Regions from separate parts of the Mus musculus genome. Here region 1 is linked to region 2. The links are chromatin loops, found by intact Hi-C in ENCODE. Cell type or tissue: left cerebral cortex. All regions are shown on one strand.

Evidence for each region. Peaks named below come from ENCODE experiments on the same cell type or tissue, not always from the same donor. Only the 100,000 strongest peaks of a DNase experiment are listed, where the experiment ranks them.
Region 1: a loop joins it to region 2, with 2.3 times the contacts of the local background. A loop is called at or near these places in 6 of 42 quality-filtered maps.

What each region holds. Positions count from the first base shown.
Region 1 is chr7:117,608,124-117,616,123 of GRCm38, reverse strand. The region is part of intron 5 of Xylt1 (xylosyltransferase 1); the gene reads right to left. Among named protein-coding and RNA genes, the nearest start is that of Gm34762, 150 kb to the left of the region's middle. In left cerebral cortex, no CTCF peak of the experiment used is centred here; DNase peaks (open chromatin) are centred at 1,572, 2,125, 2,883 and 3,983.
Region 2 is chr7:116,641,980-116,649,979 of GRCm38, reverse strand. No RefSeq gene overlaps it. Among named protein-coding and RNA genes, the nearest start is that of Gm46018, 12 kb to the left of the region's middle. In left cerebral cortex, a CTCF peak has its summit at 4,635 (motif pointing left); DNase peaks (open chromatin) are centred at 4,418 and 4,588; H3K4me3 peaks cover 363 bases.

The DNA.
Region 1 (8,000 bases), 970 kb before region 2:
GACAGCCATCACCTTCCTAAGCCTCATGCTCCCTTTTGCGAGTGTCGAGTTACTTAACACAGTGTGCAGCGGACTTAACACAGATACCCTGTGAGGATTGACTTTCTCCATAGCTCACCTAAAACCAGAGCTAGCCATCTCTCTCACTCCCGTGACAGTCCATCTCCTGACTGGATTGAGGCCTCTTTGCTTGGTTTATTTTGGGGGTGCACAGGCAGTGGAGACACTTTCAAGCCTATTTCCTCAAGGCCCCAGATATTTTTAGTACAGACATTAACAACATCTTCTCCCTATGAGGAAGAGCAGGAATCCCAGATCCCCACAATAGAAAAAGTGAAGTTCAAGGCTGTTTGGAGACGAAAAGCAAAGGAGTCAGAAAATAAAGCCAGTCTTGGTTACAAATGTAGTCAAGGTGTGCATAGAAGATACTGGGGGATTGTTTGGGGCGTTCCGGGTGCTGTATTTGTTCCTGGATGCTATAGTTATAATTACAGACCATGGGCACCCAGGACAAGTGAACTGGCTGGAACATCATCCTACCTCCAATAGGCATTCACCTTAACTTTCTAATACATGAGTTTGAAGCCGGGCATGGTGGCGAACGCCTTTAATCCCAGCACTCAGGAGTCAGAGGCAGGTGGATTTCTGACTTCGAGGCCAGCCTGGTCTACAAAGTGAGTTCCAAGACAGCCAGGGCTACACAGAGAAACCCTGTCTCGGAAAAAAAAAAAAAAAAAAAAAAAAAAAAAAAAAAAAAAAAAACAAAAAACAAAACCAAAAACCAAAAACCAAAAACCAACAACAACAACAACAAAACCCACATGAGTTTGGTGTGATATGTCTTGCACTTTATGGGCTTCGGAACTCTCCCTCAGGGGCAGGCCAGTGTGCTGACTGCCTAGCAAGGCACATGTTTCTTATGGTCAGACTCTGCCCACTACAATTTCGGGACTATTTGACTTGAAGCTTTCTAACTGTTCAGCCTCTTCCCTAACAGGTCCTGTCCTATGCCACATGCCTGTGACAGCAGTGGGTGACAACAACAGTCACAGTATAGCAAGGTCCTCGTGATACGGAGTGAGTCGCCAGCAATGAAAGGAATCATGAGACACATACCCAAAGCATCCCACAGAGACTGTGGGGACTGTCCCTCCCTCCATGCAAGCAGCAGGCTGGAGAGCCACCTGGATAATAAAACCCAATCGCTGCTAATTGGATTTACCTTTTTGTTACTCATGAAAATGATGTGGCACTAAAACATGCTCATTGCATTTGAAGGGACCTGCAAATCACTTTGCAAAGCCTTGACACATTCACAGAGCATTTGGGAGAAACACATTTCTCATTTTAAACACACGTATGCCATCTGAAGAGGCCATTTATCTGATGTTCCATCAGTGAGAACTCTGAACACGCCAGCCCTTCCTCAAGATGGCTGTAATGGCAAGGTGACTGACAGGGATCAGCACCAAGGGGCCTGGTTGGTTCTGAGGCTGCTAGAAGCATGAACAAATAAAACTGTAGCCTGCTGTGGTAGCACATGCCTGCAAGACCAGCACTCTGGAAGGTGATGAGAAAAGATGGCATGAGGCCAGCCTGGGCTGTGTAGTGAGATCCTATCTCCAAACAAAATATTTAAATATGCTGTTCAGTTTGGTTTGGATACATACATACATGCATGTCCACAAGGCACACACACGTGTATGTGAAGTCAATTTGTTAATTACAAATTAATTCTCTGTAATCTGGCTGTTATGAGACATATCAAGTAAGTATCCTCTTCGATTAGACAAATTCTAGCTTCCCATATGTCCTAGTCAGTTTAACTGTCAACTTGACACAGCCTAGAAAGGTCTGAGGAAGAACTTGTAGTCCTTCTATGAAAACCCTTCTTCTGTTAGTATCATCACTACGTCAGCAGAACTGGAGTCTACAATGACTTAACTCCCAGACCACCATATAGTTTGGATACTGGCTGAGGGTGGGGCTGAGCTCAAAGGGCTGGTGACTCTCCACTGCTCACCTTGCCCTTCTTGGCCAGCCCACTACGTCTACCAGCTTGTCAGAACTGGATCAAGGTTACAGTGTCTCCTGAGGCAGACAGGAAGCCACATACACTTCTACAGAAAACAAACCCTGTGGCCACCCACCTCTGCAAGCTTTGTACAGACACAGATGTCTGCTTCAGAGAGTCTCTGATAGACCAGAATTGTTACTTCCTGTATGGTCTCCACCCACACGTTCTCAAGGGTATTTGTTTACCTCAGAGCTGAATCGAAAATTTAAGAGATCAGAGTCTGTAAGTAGAGAGTTCAGGCCTTGAGTAGGTAATGTGGCACTTCTTGGGGACAGAAGATTTTAGAAAAAAATTTTCTTTTAAAAAGAATTTATCAGATCCATCAGTGGTTATCAGACTGCAGCCCCCAGACCCCAACCTCTTCCAGGCAGCTGTGGCCTCAGGACATCTGGCCCAAGGCTTCTCTGTAGAATACACAATTCTGTCTGTTTCTACACTGGCATAAGTCATGGGAGAAATTTGCATTGAGTAAAAAGGTTTAGAGGCTTGCAATAAAAGTTCCACAACCATAAAAGCCTAACTCTTTTTATATTTTTAGGAAAGAGGGACGATGACAATTTTTTTCCTTTTGAGTAGCAGTACTTCCTCTAGAACATGGGGAATCCTACTATAACATGGCAAACATGGCAGCTTGGAGGGTAAAAGGGAGACTCCAGACTACGCTGTCAGCACAGGCCCTGGGAAGAGAGGGCCCACTCCATGCGTGTTAGCTCTGTTCTTTTCAGTGTTAGGTTGCCTTTCTTTGCCTTCCTCTCCACCCTGGCTTGCCTGCTCAGTGTCTAGACTTACTGTGCGCTCTGCTCTCTTGGGAGGTGTGGTTCCCCAGCCTCTCAAGAGGCCAGGCTCTGACTTGAGCATATGCTAAGTAGATGCTCTGTGCCTCCAACTGTGCTTTCTGGCTTCAGACGCAAATTCTGCTCTCTGCCACTGAGTTCCTCTCGAGTCAGGTGGAGCTATTTCCACGGGAAAACTGAGCCCTGGTTGTTTGTCTAAATGTACGCGACCTGGTCCTTTGGTCAAGGTTACTCATTTACGGGAATCTCTATCTCTTCCAAAAGAGTTATTTACTCAGGGTCAATATCTTAGCCTGGCTCCCTGTGTGGTTCCATGGCAACCTACACAGTGTTTGCTAACAAAAAAAAAAATTTAGTAAATGCCATTAGGTGCCATATCAGAGAGCTGCGTTAAAGAAGCAATACTTCAAGCGCATTGATCATTGAGGAGCTATTTTCAGATCTCTGGATATTTACATGTCTGTACTGGGAAGAAGGCCATGCAGTTCATTGTAAAGCAGGGCATATACCAGATGAAGGCCAAGCACGCACCTGCTTTGTTCTTGTGGCTGTAATCTCATTCATTCCTTCAGCAAACATGAATGCTAGACTTACTATAAATCAGGACCTGTTCAAGATGCCAAGGGGAGAGCCATGATGGAGACGGAGGCCCTTTGAGAACGAGCTCTGGTTCTGCACGTCCTGGACTACCATAGGTCCTCCATATCAATAGAGGGACACGTCAGGAACATGCTTGCAAAAGCTGAGAGCTGATTGTGTTCTCCACAACAGAGAAGGCAGGCGCTGTGGTAGAAAAAAGGCTAGCAGACATTCTGCACCCTAGCTGGACATAGCACACAAGAGTTGCTTCATGTGCACAGACTGCTGGGTGATAGTCCCAAGGATCCTGTGCCAGGTTCCTGAGGTGGATTTTTTAACATTTGAATTAGATTCCTTCTAGGCTAAAGAAAATACATGGGCAGGTCTAGTAGAGATGAGCCAAATGGGTGACAGCCAGGTGAGCCACTGGTCTTGCAGGAACAGAGCTGACCTGTGTTTGAAGTCTGCCTGTACCACTGTCTTGTAGGCAGCTTTTCTCCTCTAAGCTTCAGTTTCCTTGTTGGAGTCAGGCCAAGACCGGATAGTCCCTGTGTATGAAACGTCTAATTCAGGGCATATAATTATTCCTTGATTATGATAGCTCTTGTGACTTATTTGACTCTGAGAGAGGCAGGAGGTTGGCTTGTCCCACGTCTCCAGCCCTAGCATACCATGCTATGACACACAGCCATTAGGATACCAGGATAGTCTTTGAAGTGTCAAGAGGCTAAGAAGCAACCGGAGTCTAGCCTCAGTGGTTGGTCCTACAACAATGACCATAGATAGTAGAGCATACCCACACACTGGTGTATCTATGTGAAAAACACTGTGCATATTCACAAGCATCCTAGAAGTTAGGCCTCTAAAGGGGAAGCTGAAATCTCTTCTCTTTCTACCCCACCCTCTTAGTGTTTCTCCCCTTTCTCTTACGTAGCCACACACACTAAAATATCACCATTCACAAAAGAATTGAAAAACACACTTGCAAAACTTGAATGTGGGTTTTCTTAGCAGTGCTATTCAAAAGGTGCGAACAACCCGAACCTCCTTCAATGTACAAAGATAGGTGAAGAGGCTGTGGTATAGACATTTGATGGAATATTAAATGGAATGAAACAGAAATGATTTCTACAACCTGGATTAATCATGAATGTATTATGTCAAGGCAAAGAAGCTAGACACAGAGTGACACATATGGCTTTGATTACTATGACATATCCGGTCACCAAATCTAAAGAAAGCAGACTGGTGGATCCCCGGGCTTGGGAGATCCCAAGAGTGACTGCCAAATGAGTACCAGTTTTTGAGGTGATTAAAATACCTAGAACCAGAGGTGGTGCTGGCTGCATGACACTGAAGGCACTAAATGCCATGGGGTGGGATTTATGGCGTGTGGACTTTGCTACCACAAATAAAGAGTAGTTGAGCCTAAAAAGTTCAAACTGTAGAAAAAGTTATCAATGCACAGCTGTCACAGTGACCATGGTACAGTAGCTGTAGCAGGCATATAGGACATAGATTTTTTGAGCTGAGTAGTCACAGCATCCTGGGTGGGCAGCCCCTCTTACAGCAGGGCAAACACGGCTTCCCAGCGCGAGGGCAGCTGGGTCAGTATGGACAGCAACATGAGCGTCTGCAGAGCATGCATGTTAATGTGCTCTCGGCTGTAAGTGTGTCTCTCTTCCCAACAAGCTTCTGAGATCAGTGCTGCCTACTAAGCCCATTTTACAGAGGAAGAAGTAAAGATGGCACGAAGGATACGTCTCCTGCTAAACAGACTACTTGTAAACAGGATCAAAGAGTCGAACCAGAGAGCCTGAACTAAAGCCCTGTTGAATACAGAGGGCTGAGGACCACTTGATTCAGTTAATGGAAACTGGAGGGAAGTTGGGCAGCAGCTGATGTCCTTTCTCTCAGAGGACAGGGACAATAAGCAACTGCCACGTGACAATGGATTGTGTGGGGCTCAGACTCTGTCTCAGAACACACAAAGCTTGCATGAGCCAGGCAGGCTTGGTATCAGGAGGTCCCCGTGTCCCGCTGGGCTCCCTGACAAGCTTCTAGGCTCTGTTCAGGCTCCTCTGGCTAAGCAGAGGTGCGGCTGAGCAGGATTTATGGGAACCCAGCACGGCTCATTGTTCTTTTGAAATGGACCCTCTGGCTTTTCAGATGTCCTCCATTTTTACAGTGGTGAGATCCGAAAATGCCTCTAGCAGGGACAATTAAGTAAAGACAAACCTGTGGGTCCCAACTCAGGCATGTTTTCATTAATTCTGGTTTAAAAAAAGCACAGCAACACATCTCATCTGGTATCTCTTCCTGTACTGAGACAGCAGTCACTACGGGGTTGTCAATGACACCAAGGGGGCTCATGCTTTCATTTCCATGGCATTCAGAAGGTGCCAGGTGCTGTAGCAGGCACTGAAGGCACAGTGGTGGCTAGAACAGATGTGCTCTATGCCCTTGAGTACCTGCAGACCATGCAGGGTTGTCTCTCTGAGCTGCCACCACTGTCCCTGGTTGACTTACCCTCTCTGAGTTAAGCAGGCACCTCACACATGGCAGTTTTAACACTCACAGCAAATGCAGAGGGAGGGAACTTGCCTTGTTTCATTCTTAGATGAGAGAACCGAGGCACTGGGTGGTCAAGTGATTTTCCCTCCACACTACTCAAACCCATCTTTGTTACACTTCCCTGACGGCCTGAGCAAATGGGAAGTTCTGCCAAAGAGGAAAGAAGTTTTAGGTTCAGCTTCATGTTCTTCTCAGGCCACTGGGAACAGGGTGCCTAAAATACGAGCTGCTATGGTTAATACCAACACAGGAAAGGCCAGGATATACTGCTTAGGCTGAGCTAGATGGGATATATTCACTTGTATAGCCTGAGCTCTACTATGCATATCCACTGGCATAGCCTGGGGTACACTGTAGTAATCCACCTGTACAGCCTGGGGTCTACTGTACTTATCATCCTCTTTCCTAGACTGGGATACACCATTCCTGTCCATTTGCACAGTCTGAGATATACCATATCTATCTACCTGGGCTAGCAGGAAAAAAATGCATTTCAATTTCTCCTCCTCTGGAGCCTGGCAAAGTTCTATACTTTTCCCCGCCATCTTTCTCCTTCCTGGCAAACAATGATCAGGAACTGGGGCACTATTGCTATGGCACTGTGCAATTTAAGAAAGAAACTTTGAAAGGCTTCCTGTTGCCGTCAGAACACACTCTGGTCTTTAACATAGATTTCAAGGTTCCCTACGGTCTGACCACCTTCCTCTCAGGGTGTAAGTTGTTGACCATCGCCATCGCCACACACTGCTTACGTCAGCGCTCCTTCATTTGCTGGGTGAGTGGTATTCTCTTCTGCCTGAGGACCTTTGAATGCACAGCCAGGCTCACCCCACCCCCCAGCTCTCCATCACTCAGTTATTTCCTCTTATTTCAACTCTCAACTCAAAGGTAATCCATTCTCCAGGGAAGTTCCTCTGCCCCCTAGAATAGAGGAGATTCCATGCATAACATTTTACTCAGTATGCTTGCGTATCTCTTTTGCAACAATGTCATAAAAGTATAATTATTTAATGGCCTGATCAGTATGTTCTTTAATGGCAGGGGTCTTGGGGCCAGGCAAATGTCAGGCACACTGTAGGTCTTCACTAAGCAAGTGCTAGTTGACTTGATGGTATGGATGAATGAATGAATGAATGAATGAATGAATGAATAGACAGGCCTTAAAACTGATGTTATTAAAATGCATTTTGTTTTTAACATTATTTGAAAGTGTTTCGTTCTCTCTTTGGAATGACATTGCCACCTGCTGCAGACTCCAGAGACCAATTACAGGAGAAGAGATTGTGCAGATAGAGGCAGAGGGACAGTAAGGAGTCAGAGACACAAGACCTACCAAGTTACAGAAAGAAGACAAGGATTCTGGGAAATCTTGGAGCATTTGAAGATATTAAGGCATTAGCCAGAAACACGAATGTTTAACCAAGAAGTGAAGCATGTGTATACAAGCATGTGCTTGTGTGTGTGCATGCAACATGTGTGTTTGTGTGTAAGCAGAGATCTTGGCAAGAGCTAAGACCAGTGACTGTTGGCACCAGTGCCATTAGCCTTTCTGATTCTGGCTGAGGCTGGTGGCGCAGGGTGAACTGCAGGGCTAATGAGCACCAGGTATTAATGATGAGTTTTCACAGAGAAGGTTGGCTCTGGCTGAGTTTTACAGCAGGGGGCTAGACTAAACTAATGACACGGACTTCTGCCTGCAAGCCAGCTATCTTTGTCTTCTTGGCTGGCTCTGGCAGGACAGTCTGATGCAAGGGCTGTACTTCACAAGCTACATCTAGGCTAGAGATGAAGGCTGAAGAAGAAGCCCACTGGGGTGCATCAGTTGTTGCTGTTCAAGGGCAGAGGAGACAGAACAGAGGGCATTGGTAATGTGCTATCATCTGGGATCCTGAAGACTGACCCTGCGAGGGGACTAAAAGCTGGCACACAGGCTGAAGAGGCCATCTACAGTGACATCCAGGGAAATGTGTGAATGG
Region 2 (8,000 bases):
CCTCTAAGAGGGTGCTCCCCCACCCACCCACCCACCCCCAGTATCCTCCTTCCCTGGGGCATTAAGTCTCTACAGGATTAGGGGCACCCTCTCCCACTGAGGACAAACAAAGCAGTCCTCTGTTACCTATGTGCCAGGAGCCATGAACCAGCCCATGTATGCTCTTTAGTTGATGAATTAGCCTCTGGGAGCTCTGAGGGGTCCTGGTTAGTTGACACTGTTGGTCTTTCTATGGGGTTGACATCCCCTTCAGCTCCTTCAATCCTTCCCCCGACTCTTCTATAGGAGTCCCAACCTCAGTCCACTGATTGGCTATAAGTATCTACATCTGTCTCAGTCAGCTGCTAGTAGAGCCGCTCAGAGGACAGCCATGCTCGGCTCCTGTCTGCAAGCACAACATGGCATCAGTAATAGTGTTGGGCTTGATACCTGCGCATGGGATGGATCCCAATTTCGGCCAGTCTCTGGATGGCCTTTCCTTCAGTCTCTGCTCCATTTTTGTCCCTGCATTTCCTTTAGACAGGAACAATTCATGGTCAAAAATTTTGAAGAAAGGTGAGTGGCCCCATCCCTCGGGGGGGGGGGGTCATGTCTATCTACTAGAGGTGGTCTCAAAAGACATGCATGGCATATAATCACTGATGAGTGAATATTAGTCAAAAAGTACAGAATACCCATGATACAACTCACAGACAGTATAAAGTTTAAGAGGAAGGAAGGCCCAAGTGAGGATGCTTCAATCTCACTTAGAAGAGAAAAGAAAATAATCATAGGAGGCAGAAGGAGGAAGGGACCTGGGTGGAAGAGGAGAGAGTAAGGGAAAAAGGGCAGCATCAGGTATGGGGGAAGACAAGAGAGAATCCCAGAAGGCTGGGAGAATGAATGGAAATATGCAGCTGTGGGTGGTGGGGGCAGGGGGACACTCTAGAAAGTCCCAGAGACCTTAGATATGAGAGGCTCCCAGGACTCAATAGGGATGACCTTAGCTGAAATGCCCAATAGTATCCTCATTTAAAAAAGAAGAATCAAGATCAATGTGTGCTGCATGGGGAGCTTTAAGCAAGCATTTTAGAAAGATTCAATGGAGAGCAGTAAGTTGAGGGCTAAGCCACACACCTGGACACCATAATCCAGGACAGAGATGTAAATAGCCTTCACAGGGGCAGTGGGATGGAAGATTTCTCCCAGGATGCTATGAGGATGCTGTCAGAGACAAGACCATGACAGGCTACTGATCCCCTAAGGTTAAAGCTTCCACTTTCCTGTTGCAAGATTTCCCCTGCTAGCCTTACACTGCTTCCTCCAAGTCCCTGCCAAGGCTCATATCTTTGTCTTCAAGCCCCTGGCTCTGTGATACACTGCATCTTGACATTAACCTAAAGATTTCAGTTACTTACAAATACAACAAAGAATCATACATACTTAATAAGGTTAACATCGTCATCGTGATAGGATCGCTTTCTGCAGCTAGGCATCATGCTAGCCTTTAACTCTCAAAGGAAGATGCAGTTATCTCCATTTTGCTCATAGACAGCTGAGACTCCAGGTATTTAAAGAGCCTCAACATTCAACTTCTCGTGGGAGAAGGGGAGGATATGGACCCAAGGATGCTCAACTCTACCTTTCCTTCCTTTGGAACCACATGGTCAGTCTCACTTTAGATCTCTCTTTGCTCATTTTCCATGAGTCTTCCTCTTCTTTGGACTCCAACATGAGCCCATATTCTGGATCAGATTGAAATATCAACGACTACATACATTTTTATTTAAATGTCTCAACCTGAAAGAACATGGTTTCAAGTTTCTCTCCTAAGGGACTCAGTGGAACAAAGTTATTCTATTGTGTAAAATCAGATTAAAGAGTCTTGAAAAAATAGAGATAGGTATAAGGAAGTATGAATGGGTAAATGTACATTTGTGGGGGATGGATGGATGGATGGACAGACAGATGGATGTGGGGAGTGTGAATAAATGAATAAGATGCATGAATGTGTGTGGGGATGAGTCGATGGATGAGTGGGTGGGTTAATGAGTGGGTGAATGGCTGGGTGGGTGGGTGAATGCATGGATGGATGGATGGATGGATGGATGGATGGATGGATGGATAAGTGTGGTTGAGTGGATGGATGAGTGGGTAGGTGAGTAAATAGGATACATGGATTATGAAAGCAGTGGTAGATATGTGTATTGATGTGTCTGTCATTGAGTGTATACATGGATAGACAGATGGATAGATGGATGATATGTATTTACAAGTACGTAACATTTCTATACTTGATCTTGGCAAAGGGCAGAGAAATGATTTTTAAAAAAAGCATAAAGCATAAAAGCATAAAGGAACCACAGGTCAGATGGAAGCCTGGATCGTGGCTGCCATTCTTGAGAGAAAACAGAGTCCCTGGGTATACTGGCTGGTTTTATGTGTCAACTTGACACAGGCTGGGGTTATCACAGAGAAAGGAGCTTCAGTTGGGGAAGTGCCTCCATGAGATCCAACTGTGGAGTATTTTCTCAATAAGTGATCAAGGAGGAAAGGCCCCTTGTGGGTGGGACCATCTCTGGGCTGGTAGTCTTAGGTTCTATAAGAGAGCAGGCTGAGCAAGCCAGGAGAAGCAAGCCAGTAAAGAACATCCCTCCATGGCCTCTGCATCAGCTCCTGCTTTCTGACCTGCTTGAGTTCCAGTCCTGACTTCCTTCCAGCAGTATGGAAGTGTAAGCCAAATAAACCCTTTCCTCCCCAACTTACTTCTTGGTCATGATGTTTGTGCAGGAATAGAAACCCTGACTAAGACACTGGGGCAGGAGTGGAAGTGAAAACTACCCAATATTGCACAAAACTGCACCTTTTAAAGCTTGAGTCACAGGCAAATATCTACTTTTAAAACAAATAGTGACACAAAACTGTTATACAGATATACATATGGATGGGTGAAGGTACAGATGAATAAATCCTAAAACTAGTCAATTTTTAAATAAGTAAATAAGTTTTAAGTGTTAAAAAATTTATGGTTGCAATTGATCATCCTTTCAATCTTGGCAGCAACTTCTATTGGTCTGCCTGGGGATTTAATGCAACATGCAACCAACTTAGTGCATAATCAATTACAACATTTGGTTCTTCAAGTCAACCATGCCAATAACGCTGTTTTTCAAAACCAACTCGACGTCAAGGTTGGCTCCCAACAGGCCTCTCAAGGATCTCTCTACAGGAGCTCGTAGCGGGTCATGTGACATCCATCGAGAGCAGAGAAAAATAAATACCAACTTGCTCGCTTGTGTTTGGTTCTGTTTCTTACTCTTATACAGTTCAGGATTTCATACCTAGTGAAGCGGGGAGGAGAGAGGGAAAGAGGAAGGGAGGGAGGGAGAGAAGGAGGGGTAGGGAAGATGGGAGAGAGGGAGGAAGGGAGGGAGGGAAGGAAACAAGGACCACACTGGGCTGGGTCTTCCTACATCAGTTAACTTAATTGATAGAATCCTACGGACATGGCCCCCAAAGGTCAAACCAATGCAGACAGTCCCTCATAATCCTCCCACACTCCTCCCTGCTGAGTCTAGGCTGTGTCAGTTGACAGCTGAAGCTAACTATCCCAGTGGGAGTGGGGAGAACATGAACAAGGAAAGGGGAGTTGTAGAAAGGGGGTATTGACAGGGGTAGGAGGGAGTTAAGAGGGGTTGAGGTGAGAGTACGCCGAATGCATTATGTATATGTGTGAAATTCAATTTAGACAATTTTTTAAAAAGCAACTTCTTCTAGTTTCCTTTCTATTACTTTGTTGAAACACTCTGACCAGAAGTGACTTAGGGAAAGAAGGGGTTTGTTCAGCTTATACTTCTAGGTCACAGTCCATTATTAAGGGAAGCCAGGGCAGAAACTTCTAACAGAAGCTTAAAGCAGAACCCAGGGAGGAAAGGCAGGTGCTGGATCCCTGGACTCATACTAAGTTTGCTTTGTTTAAATAATCCAGGATGGACAGTCTGCCTAGGGATGGTGCTGCTCACAGTGTGCTGGACCCTCGTAAATTAATTAATAGTTAAGACAGTTCCTCACAGACATGCTAGATAATTCCTCAGGAGAGGCTATGTCAAGTTGACAAAGCTAACAGGACACATTTCTAGAAAGCAGTGGAGAAAATGAACTCTGGTCCATAATAGGTGTATCGATTTCCTTGGTGTTGATATGGGAATGAAGAGGGACACGCTAAAGCTTAGGTTGTCAAATTCAAAGGAGTTGTCGGGATTGCACATCCTGAGAGGTAAACTCCACTCACACCAAAGTGTAGGCTTCCCAGTGACAGTTGTTCTAAATGTTTTCTATTCTAATCCAATACGTAAAACACTATCCAGAAGGAGGCGGAAGCTACATGGGAATAACCACCACCTACAATAAGAACCACGCTGACTGCGTGGGGTGGGAGCTGGCTCCAGGTGAGCCATCCTCCGTTCTTTCCCCTAGGCTGAGATGATGTGGTGGAGCTATCAGAGGCACGAAAAATCACCCTTCTTTTGTTTAGATCTGTGAGGCACAAGCCACAGTTCTATTCCTTCGGGGACTGTTTGTAAATTACACATGTCTCATCAAACAAAATGAAAACAGAAACAAGTGTATTGACAGTGATGGCTCAATAGCGCCACCTTCTGGTGAGTCTTATCCCATTCCACAAGTGTTCATGGACCCCACCCTCTTGTTTATCTGAGTGCAGTCTGAGTCTGGACCAGACAGAGCGTCCTATAAGCTAGAACAATAACAGGAGGCATCTGTAAAGAGAGGGAAATTGGGGTGGCCCTGATACCCAAGCACCAAGGAGCATGAACTATAACAAGCATGCATGGTCCTTTTAGAACATGAGGCTGGAAAGCCAGGCTCAGCTGGTAAACCACTCTCCACAGCCACCACAGGTCTTTATGACAGAAGGTCATAGCATCCCAGTGCCCCCTCTGGACTGGCATCATGCTATAACACACTAACACACACACACACACACACACACACGTCCATTCATCCCTCCTGAGACAGCCATCACAGCCATCTTCACTTTGCAGATCAAAGCATTGAGGTTCCAAGAGGTCACACTGATTCTCAGAAGTGATGAAGTCAATAGAGGCTGGATTTGAACTAAAGCCTCAGAAGCCATACCATGCTCTCTCTGACTCTTCACAAGGATGTCAGAAACAAAACTCTGCTTCTGCTTGTGACAAAAAGTGACAGCCACATGTGACACTGAAATGCCTATGCAACCAGCAAACCATTCCACATACAGCAGAGGTCTCTCCAAAAGCTCTCCAGCCGTGTGCCCCTGCCCTACTGTTGCCTAGCTCTGTGATAAACTGCCATGACCAAAAGCATCATGGGAAGGAAAGGTCTTACTTGGCTTGTGGTCCTCATCACAATCCATCATGAGGGAAGTCTTCCAAGGGACTCAAGCAGGAACCTGGAGACAGGCGCTAAAGCAGAGACCATGGCAGAAGGCTGCTTACAGGCTTGCTCCTCCTGGCTTGCTCAGCCTGCTTTCTTTTACAACCCAGGAGCACCTGCCTAGGGTGGCAACGCCTACAGTGGGCTGGGCCTTCCCATGTCAATCATCAATCAAGAAAATGTCCCACAGACTTACCTATCTGATAAGAGACATCTTCTCAGTAGAGGTTCCCTCTTCCCAGATGACTCTAACTTGTGCCAATTTGACAAAAACTATCCAGGACAGTCCCTCTTGTTACCTGGCCAGCTGATTGTCACATATTTGAGTGACTGGACAATGGGTGTGATAAAAATGGGGGACCTTTATGGGTAACATTCTTCTCTTTTGTGTGTACACGTATGCATGTTCACAGGTGTATATGTATGTGCGGGTACACATGCATGTTTGTGCACGTGGAGGTCAGAGGTCAGCTTCAGTGTCGTTCCTCAGGACACAGTCCAGTTTGTTTTCAGAAACAGGGTCCCTCATTGACTCATCTAGTAGGCTAATCAGGCTGGCCAGAGAACCCCGGGAATCTGCCTGTTTCTGCCTCCCCAGTGCTGGGATTACAAGCGCGTGCACCACCAAACATTTTCCGTAGCATTGTACGTGGGTTCTGGAGATCAAATCAGGTCCTCCGGTTTTCATGACAAACACTTTACCAAATGAGCCATCTCCCCACAATGGTGGATCTTTTTACAAGTTAACTTGACTGGGCAAAGGCATGCCCAACTAACTGGAGAAAACACTGCGTCCTGTTATTTCTGGGTGACATACACCTTCCAATCAATGAACAGACCTAAGAAGCACAGCCGCTCAGTGTGGCTGGGAGGCCTCCCTTCAGCAACTGTAGGAAGAGAGTCAAAGCAGGGGAGGGGAGATTTGCTGCCTTCTCCAGCCCTTAGATACCAAAGCTTCTTCTGCCTCAGGACCTCAGCTTTCCCAGGTCTCTGTCCTGCCGGGGGCAGATTTCAGTATTTCTCAGTCTCAACAGTTACACAAGAATACACACACACATACACGCACATGCACACACATGCACGTAAATACATGCATGCACGTATATGTAAACACATGTGTATATATATGCATATGAACACATATATTATACATAAAACCTAAATACATTCAAATACATATGCTCCCATGCATGCACATATATACAAATGTACAAATACTGAAACATACACACACACTCAGGTATGTGCACATGCATGCATACACCTACACAAATACATACATGCATTTACACACATACACACACATTTATACATATGTAGACACATACATGTGCAACCTTTTTTTTATGTTCCTCTGAAGACAGTAAGTAAGTTTAGGAAGCCTGGAGTCCAAGCCCTAGCAGGAGTACTGAGCTACTCATTTGTGCAAAATTGATTTCTTAATCTTTTCCCTGAATGTGTGCCCTGTGCTGACAGTATTGGGGTGGACCCCTGTCTCCTACTGTTCAGCATGCAGCCTGCTTTCCTTTCTATCATTATCTGTTCTCAGGACCTTTGCACTGCCCGTTACATCTGCCTGGACGATCATTCCCTCAGATGTGTGTGAGGCTCATCTCCTTCAAGTCCTTGCACAAATGCCACCACCGTTATGAGACCAAGCCTTGCTACAGCCACCCCCACAGTGTGCCCCAAGTTGAAGCAACTGCCATCTTCTACAATGAGATGTAACCAATGTCTCGGGTCTATTGTCCGTTTTCTCTTACCAAAATGAAAGAAATAGTATTATCCAGATCCAGTGCTCCCTCCCAAACCTCTTTACCTCTGGGGTTTGAAAGGTTTTGTGGTGTTGGACAATGTTACCAAGAGCTGCAATCAATATCATCTGTGTGGTTTGTGGCTATATACTAAGTGTGTTCATTCATGTTCCATTGCTATAACAAAATACCTATGCCTGGGTAACTTATAAAGAATGTAGGCCATTCGGCTCACAACTCTGAGGCTCAGAGACCCAGGAGCATGGTACCAGCACCTGCTTAGCAACTCCTGCTGCTCACAGCAGACAAGGGTGTCTTGGGGTGAGACGTGTCTAGCTCAAGTTTCTCTTTGTCTTCCCATAAAGCCCCTTATCTCATCATGAGGGCCCACCCTAATGACCTCGTCTAACCACATTGCCATTAACAAATGAGCTTACAGGGTAGGCAAGCTTCTGTTGTGAGCCTGTAGGTACACACACCCACACCTCATGGTTTTGATATGAAATATCCCACAAAAGCTAGTGTGTCCATGGAAGAGTTTGTCCCTGCAGAGCTATGTTCAAAGATGATTGGAGCAGGCAAGCTCTGACCTACCTCATGAGTGGGCTGCTCCCACTGATGGATTACCAGTTTAATGGGCTATGTAACGGGAGGAAATAGGAGCTTTAGGGCATGGAATATACTTATGGGAAATAAATCAGTTGGGGGGTGAGCCCTTGAAGGCCATACTTTGCCTGTCTCTGTCTCTGCTTCCTGGCTGCTTCGAGGAAAATATGAGCGTAGAGCCATCCTCTGGAGCATGGTCAATCTGCTAGGGACCGTATCCCTGAA